2 separate regions of the Homo sapiens genome follow, and region 1 is linked to region 2. A link is a loop called in an ENCODE intact Hi-C map of the cell type or tissue named here. Cell type or tissue: dorsolateral prefrontal cortex. All regions are shown on one strand. Links, peaks and the distances in the headings refer to the core of each region. The heading gives the core; the rest is flanking DNA.

Region 1 (5,722 bases), core at 1,649-4,148, 240 kb before region 2:
TGCCATTTCAAAATGAGGCCACACTTCCTTTTTAAACCAAAATTGAGTTGGCCAAAGCCCCTACATCACCAGGTAGTGTATAAGATCTGTCTTTACCTGGATTTTCCCTCCCAGGGATCCCAAAGAATCACCTTCACTAACTCATAAATCAGTTCCCCTTGCCACTTACCTACTGTCACCCTCCAGGAGCTCAGACACCCTCCAGGCTAGACTCTGCCACCATAGGTTATGGTCAGCCTCCGGGCCCTGTGGCCAAGTGAAGTGCTGCTGAGGGCCTTGTTGGAGCACAGGTGATCCACACAGATGCTGCTTCCTTCAACCTGAATGAGCATGAGCAACCTGCCTGAGCAAGAGCCAGCAAAATGGCCTGGGCTCCAGGGGCACAGTTCTGAGCATTCCCTCTTCTAGGTGACATTCACTATCATTCCCCGAGGCTACCTCATGGTACCAGGTGACTAAGCCAGAGGGGCTCAAGCATCATTTCCTTCCCCAATCTAGGCCAAGTGGCTGAGTCCAGGTTATTCATCCACATCCCCTCCCTTATGTGGAATGCACTACCCAGCTCCATCTGTGCAACATTTGAAAGTGACCCCATTCCCTGAAATAATCCCCTATTGCACACTGCCTGTTATTTTACCTGAATGAATAAAAACCTGATCCACCTCTGACATGATTTGGGTGCAGCACTTAGGCCAGGTTTAATCAGGTTGATGCCCACAATGCCAAGCCCCTGGGCAGTTCCATTGCCAACACTCCTGGGACATCCCTGGTGGCTTGATCAGGAATCTGGCAAAGCCTTAGGGCATTAGCAGGCCCCTACTTCTCCTCACACTGTGCAGCCACTCACTGAAGCAAAGGAAATTGGACTCTGGCTCAGCCAACAATGAACTATGAGAGGATGAGGAGTCAGATCGTGTCCTTTTGAACTATCTTAGGCTGTTTTGTTTCTCCAAATGGGTATTCTTTATAGCTAGACTTAAGAAAGAAAACCTTCCTTGACCACTGTTAGAGGCTGAATTGTGTCCACTCCCAAAATTCATATGTGAAGTCTCAACCCTCCGTACACCTGAAAGTGACTGTATTTGGAGATAGGGTCTTTAAAGAGGTAATTAATATTAAATGAGTTCATTGGGCTGGGCCGTCATCCAATACATCTGGTGTTCCTTTAAGAAGAGGGAGTTTGGACATAGACAGGTACAGAGGAGTGACCATGAGAAGAGGCAGAGAGAAGACGGTCACCCAGAAGCCAAGGAGAGAGCCCTGGAACAGATGTTTCCCTCACAGCCCCCAGAAGAAACCAACCCTGCCAACGCTTTGATCTCAGGCTCTAGTCTTCAGAACTGTGAGAAAAGAAATTCCTGTTATTTAAACCACCCAATCTGTGGTATTTTGTTACAACAGCCTTATCAAACTAACGCAACCACTTAGTGGGGGAGAAAGAAGAACTCCATGAATCAGGCAAGCTTGGGGCCTGAGGCCCTCTTCTGGTCCACTGCTTCCCCATCTGGGTGGCCACAGTGCTCGCCAAGGTTACCCCAGGCTGCAGCTCTGCATTTGATTCCCCCAAACACTCATAGTCTTAGCTCCTCATTTTTAACAATAGGTCTTCCTTGCAGCCACAGGAATTTGAAGCAAGACCGAAGTGCAGCAGATTGGAGAGTGGGGTCGTGGTTTGTTAGCAAGGCAGTGGAAGTGGTCACGATCCTTCAATGACTGTTAAACCTTCATCCGAGTCTGACTCCCATGAACGAACTACTCAGGCAGATGCAAACAACCAACCAGCCTTAGAGACAAACGGACCAGCGAGGAGAGGAGAGTTGTGTGGAGACTGGAGAATGTGTGTTGCCAGCCTGTTTCTAAAAATGGAATAGAAGAATGGTGAGTATCCTTGAGGCAGAGAGAAAGAAAGAAGCTCTCCCATGAATGCTGCTGTAAGGGAAGAGGCATCTGCAACTTGCCTTTCTAACCTACCCAGACTTGTGTTTTACAACTGGCCTGATACTTGTACAGGTAACTGGCCAAGAGAAAAAGTGATCATTTGGGTCTGGTGCTTCTTCCATGTTTTTTTTTTTTTTTCTTAAAAGAAACATTATAAAGCTGAATGTCTGAAATGATTTTGGATTCACACCTACTGTCTATGGAACAGCTTGAAGCTGACTAGTTTAGCTCATTGAAACACTCGGATCCGCTCAGACTCTGCCCACACACAAGAGCTTGGCACTAGCCAGGCTCCAAGAGATCTGGTTCTTGCAAACAGCTCCTTTTGCTTTCTCTCCTTCTGTCAGATTGGGCTGCTCCTTGCTGTCTTTTTCTGGGTCTTGAGGGCAGCTCTTTCCATCCCTGTCCAAGCCCCTCACTTCCAGCTTCCAGGATATGCCAAAATTGACCACTCTACCTCCCTAGGCTAGTCCATAGTGCCACACTCCTATTCTCTCTCCTCCCCTTGATTAAACTTGTATTTCCACACATCTGAACAGGCTGCTGCACAAGCTTCCTTCTCACTCACTTGCTTCCCACCAGCTCTTGTTCTGCTTCCTCTTCTCTCTCCCATAACCAATTCACTCAGACAGAATGGATCTTATGTAACACGCCTCCCTGTCACTTCCCCAAAAGGTGGCTTCCAAGCCCTGGTTGAGGCAGAGACATCTGCATTTCCACTTGCAGAAACAAACACCATGTGGGGCTCCCTGGCACCTCTCCAGGGCTGTGAGATCAGGCACACGCTGAAAGAAGTGCTATCCTGCTTACAACCCACAGTCCCTCCCTGGGCTACCTGGTCACAGATTACACGAGCAATTGTCACATAATCGTCCTGTAATGTCTTCCCAGAGATTTCAACTAGCTCCAAATTGTTTTGGCTAATAAAAACTAAGGAGATTTGCAGGAAACTCCAGATGCATTCAAACACTTGGGGGGATTGAGCAGCCTGAAGGCAGATGAAACTTAACTCAAATAAACATAAGGTAATGTGCATTGGCAAAAGTAATCTAAGATGTGAGTGTATATCTGTGCACTCCAAATTTGCAGCCGCCTCTGAGGAAGGAAATCTGGGAATAGCTCACAATGGATGAAGTGGGCAGAACAGCCAAGGCTGTCCCAGAGTAACTACTCCTTGACAAGGAAAATCGGATCTCATTTTGTACAGACCCCATCAGTGGTCCAAACTGGACTGTGTTGCTTGGTTCTGCTACAGATTCCATAGTGTCACTCTTACTTTCAGTTGTGGGAAGACAACAAGAAGTGGTTTCCAGGTGCTAGCCTCTGAGGCCAGGAGGCTATGCGGTGTTCCTGGTGGGGTAAGTTGAAGTACATGTCTGTGTTTGTCCATTTTTACCATTGATCGCCAAATCCTGGAAGGTGCCGAGTTATCTGCACCTGCTGATTAACCCCCAGGGCCGTGTTTAGATGAAGGACCAGCTTCCAAATTACAGTACCCCCTGACTTCAGACAACTCTCTAATTTGCTACATAAAAATTACTGAAAAGCCGTGTTTTGGTGTGCCATAAAGGGAGTTTAGTTCTTGGACTGGGGGAATATACACACACATACATATAAACACATGTAATAAATATATACATATATGTGTGCCTGCACACAAACACACACATACATCTGCTAATTGTGATTTCTATGGGTATGACCCTGCGTGGTCCAAGAAACCCAGTAGACAGGTAAGTGACTTTACCGGCACTTGAGAAGTACCGCTGTTTGCAGGGCCGGAGGAGGTCGGCACAGGCCTGCCAATCATGCCTTGTTCAGCCAAACCTCTCTCCTCCAAACCTCTGAGAGATAGGGGCAGATGACCACCAGCCCCATATCTTCAGCCTCCTCAGAAAGGTGCTGATACCTGCAAACAGGAGGGGGAGCAATGGCCTATCACTTCCCTCTTGCTGCAGCACCAGGAGCTGAATAGTCTCAAGTCAGCTTGGCTTACCTCCCTTCTCCCACAGTAACCATGCACAGAAAAGGTGCGATAGCACTGAGGGAGGCTGTGGATTGGGAGGAGAGGTGGGGTCTGGAATATTCTCCCTTCTAGAAAGTAGCAAAAGAGTTCCAGTGCCTGGCAGTCCAAAGGCCCCTCGTGGCATAGAGGAGAAAGGGAGACATGGCCACAGCCCCAGCACCAGGAACTGGGCAGGTCCATTTGGCCCACCCATTGCACATGGCTCTATGTCATCATTATCCAGCTGATCATACAAAAGTCCCACCTGGCACGTGGGAGCAGTTCACAGGGTCAATGTATAATGTGCAGAGCTTCCAGGTGTGTGAGAGCCAGTCACTGAGAGCTTTGGGCTTCTTCCTCGGTCCCCAAGAACTGAAGCCATTGCTCCTCTTCCTCAGTCAGCACCAGTGCTTCCTGGGGGCTATATCCTCAGGCCTGCTGGTAAGCAAAAGCCTCCTCAATTTCTCTGGTACCATGATGCCACTGAAACAAGCATACCACCCCATTTGAGGACTTTAGGAGTCTTTTATTTTTAATAATATAGGGAATGGATTCATTTTGTTTATGCATCAAATATTTTTCTTCTGCTCCATACAAAACACTACACTAAGTGTAGAAGACAGTATAGATTTAGCAGCCAACTGGAAAAGAGAAACTGTACACAATTTGCAATGTCCGTAAGAGCAACAAAGCAAATAAAATGCTCTGAAGAGCAATTTGTCTTGGGACTAACAAAACAAAAATTTACCTGTGAAGTTCTAATAAAGAGGACACCAAGCAATGTCATAAATGAGGAATTGATCAGTTCTCATATTTTGCTGTGATCACTGGAGAATCTGCTTCTAAAGTTCTGAAATAGGGCTTGAGATTTTGCATGTTTCTTTTTTTTTTTTTTTTTTTTTTTTTTTTGAGACTGAGTTTCGCTCTTGTTGCTGAGACTGCAGTGCAGTGGTACAGTCTCGGCTCACTGCAACCTCCACCTCCCGGGTTCAGGTGATTCTCCTGCCTCAGCTTCCAACATAGCTGGAACTACAGGCGCCCGCCACCATGCCCAGCTAATTTTTTTGTATTTTTATTAGAGACGAGGTTTCATCATGTTGGCCAGGCTAATCTCAAACTCCTGACCTCAGGTGATTCATTGCCTTGGCCTCCCAAAGTGCTGGGATTACAGGGATGAGCCACTGTGCTCAGCGATTTTGCATGTTTCACAAGCTCCTCGGTGTTGGTGATGCTGCGATGCTACTGGTTGTGAGACACACTTGAGTAGCAAGGCTCTAGACCAAGTGATATTTCGCTAGGCTGTCTTATACAAACTCTTAGTACTGGTCAGTGGTGTAATTATACTGGGCAGGCTGGCCAAGGTAGCTCACACCTATAATGCCAGCACTTTCAGAGGCTGAGTCAGGAGGATTGCTTGAGGCCAGAAGTTCGAGACCAGCCTGGACAACATATTGAGACTCCATCTCCACAAAATAAAAATAAAAATTAGCTGGGCGTGGTGGTGCCTGCCTGTAGTCCTAGATACTTGGGAGGCTGAGATGAGAGGATCAATTGAGCCCAGGATTTCAAGGCTGCAGTGACCTATGATCAAGCCACTGCACTCCAGCCTGGGTGACAGAGCAAGCCTCTGTCTCTGAATAATAATAATACGGGGCATTAGCACTCAACTCCAGCAATGGATTGGAGGCTACTATGACACCCAAGTAATCAGCTCCCTACCAACCTGGTTGTACCCAGAAGAAGGTTCAGAATACTTAGAAGAATGGTAGAGTGAATAAG
Region 2 (2,500 bases), core at 1-2,500:
CACAAACTAGAGTTCAAATCCTAACATTTATTACCTTTATAACCTTTATTGTGTTATTTAATCTAAGCCTGTTTCCTCCTCTGCAAAATGGGGATAATCAATATCTTTGAAAGTATTAAGAGGATTAAAGAGAATGTGCATAAATCTCAACACATAGAAAGGACTCAGTAAAGGATGGCTATTATTTCCTGACTTGGGTCATCAGTTTAAAATAAGCCAAATTGAGGCGAAAAAAAAAAAAAAAAAAAAAGGACCAGGAAGTCAGCGGGAGTGTTGGTGGCAAAAGAACAAAATTTGCCTGTCTGTACATATTTTCGGGGGTGGAGGGGGAAAAGTACAACCTCCCTTATAGAAAATGAACACCTCATCCATTTCCACTCCCTCCCCATTCCCTCCCAGGCATTTTATAGAATCAGAAGATTTTGAGGTGGTCACAAGGGATAGGCTACCTCAGCCCCAAAGATTCAGTGTGTCCTAGAACAGGCTGTGGTTAAGAGGGGACACAGAAACTCCCTAAAACATATTTTCATCTGTATTTGCCAATGTTAGCCAATCTAAACCTGATTCTAATCCCACAGGACAAGCTGACCAATACTGACAGAACAAGAATAAAGCTGTCATTGCCAATAAAAATGGTCCTATGTCCAATGGGCCGATGCTGCAACTAGCGTTGGCCAAGTTGAAGGGTTACTGCTTTCATCACATCCAAAGTTATTTTTGCTTGCTTATCATAAACCTCTCTCCTTGGAGGATTCAGCAAATGGCTACGTCTATAGCCTCCTTTCCTATACTATGTGTGCATAACTTGTACCCTACAGCTTCATTATGATATAATTTATTAGAGTATAATGCAGTATATGATCCATTATACTTGAACCTCATCTAATAAAGTTTAACTATTGAATACCCAAATAACCCATAAGAAAGGTAATTCATAGCATGGTCCTGAGGTAATAATTAACAAGGAAATATGGGGGCATTTTGGCTCAGAAACAAAGATCTGAGGGGTATTCCAAAGATCACTTGGTTCTTCTCTTTCTTGTTTACTAATTGTTCCACAGAGTCCTTTTTTGATTCAAACTTCTTGGTTACAATTTAAGAAACAATAAAAACAACATCACTGACCAGTTACTGAGCACCGAGTATGCAACTAAGGACTATTCGAAGCATATTGTTTCAGTTATTTGAGTCCCAACAATCTTATGAGAACTAACTCCAGATGGTCCAAGCAGAAAAGATACTTACTGAAGGGGTGTCTCACAGAATCACCAGAAGGCTGGAGAGACAGGCTTAGAAAGAAAAAGAGGTCTGGTGCTGGGCTGCCAAAACACAGACACCCACGACACCCTTCTTTCAAATTCAAACAGAGATTACACGGCTTCTTTCAGCAACACAGCTTAGTCGAGGCTCATAATCTTTTGCATCAGAAGAAAGTACTCCTCATTATAAAGGGAGATTCCACCTGCTGTAATTTAAATTGTACCTTACCCTGCCCTCATCTTAATAAGTGGTGATGGAGAAATGCTGTCCCCCCAAAACTCAACTTTCCTATTCCAGAATTCTTATTAAACCTCTCAGACTCCCCTTTTCTAGGCTGTCAGTTCCCCTTCTCAGTTTTCATAATACACATATTCATCCTTTAAGATTGCAAACTTACTGCAGAAATGACTACAACTGACCTGCAACATGAATTCTCAAAGGACCTGATGCACCACCAGGTACTCAGAGTAATCAATAAATGTGTCAAGATGGAAATCAGCAGCCCTGTTACTAATAAAAACACTGGATTTCCAACAGCCCATGTTGGGGATGCCTTCCTTAGCAGGGTAGTTATATTAATTTTACAATGCCTGAACAGCAGGGGAAATTTTCCATTTATAGTGAATAACATTTCATTGAAAATGCAGAGCGTAACTCATTCCATGCTCTTCAATTATGGCAACCTCGAAAAGTGATCCACTGGAAAAAAAAAAAAAGAAATGCTTCCTCAGGCTTCTCCCTATTTATCTTCCTGATTAATAAGACAATACTACTGAATGCTGATGAGACTGACTTTAAAACCCACAGTAGAGGGGAAATGGTCCATGGGCCAGAACCCCAACCAGCAGCTTCTCTAGAATGAAGTATCTGAGAACCACTGCAAAAACGCAGCATCTAATGCCTGCCATTCCATTCCACGCAACCCCCCCAACTCCTCCCCCACGCACCCCCCACCACCCCCTGCCACACACACACAATCTCCCTGATGGGTTAAATGTATCATTCGGCAGTGGAATTTAAGTTTAGACCAATTTTCCTAGACACTCAAACTGTAACAAAGTAACAAAGCAAGCTCTGATGATAAAAGACAGATTTCACTCCTAGCTTATTTTCCATGAGCACCGGAAAGACCTCAATACAATGGGAAGGCAGAAAACACACACATATCTGCCCAAACAAATTCAATAATTGCAGTTATTCTGTTCGTTTCTCTCTGTTGTCCCAGACCTGCACATCATCT

What was found. Hi-C counts contacts between places; a loop is a spot of excess contacts. Peaks named below come from ENCODE experiments on the same cell type or tissue, not always from the same donor. Only the 100,000 strongest peaks of a DNase experiment are listed, where the experiment ranks them.
Region 1: it touches region 2 in a loop (6-fold over the local background); 1 of 110 quality-filtered maps calls a loop at or near these places.

The regions. Positions count from the first base shown.
Region 1 is chr4:151,862,416-151,868,137 of GRCh38, reverse strand. All of the region lies in intron 2 of LOC127898557 (a long non-coding RNA gene), which reads right to left. Among named protein-coding and RNA genes, the nearest start is that of LINC03074, 91 kb to the left of the region's middle. In dorsolateral prefrontal cortex, for the core only: no CTCF peak of the experiment used is centred there; DNase peaks (open chromatin) are centred at 2,227 and 2,677; H3K27ac peaks cover 2,500 bases.
Region 2 is chr4:151,621,272-151,623,771 of GRCh38, reverse strand. The region is part of intron 7 of FHIP1A (FHF complex subunit HOOK interacting protein 1A); the gene reads right to left. Among named protein-coding and RNA genes, the nearest start is that of GATB, 140 kb to the left of the region's middle. In dorsolateral prefrontal cortex, for the core only: no CTCF peak of the experiment used is centred there; no DNase peak of the experiment used is centred there; H3K27ac peaks cover 2,235 bases.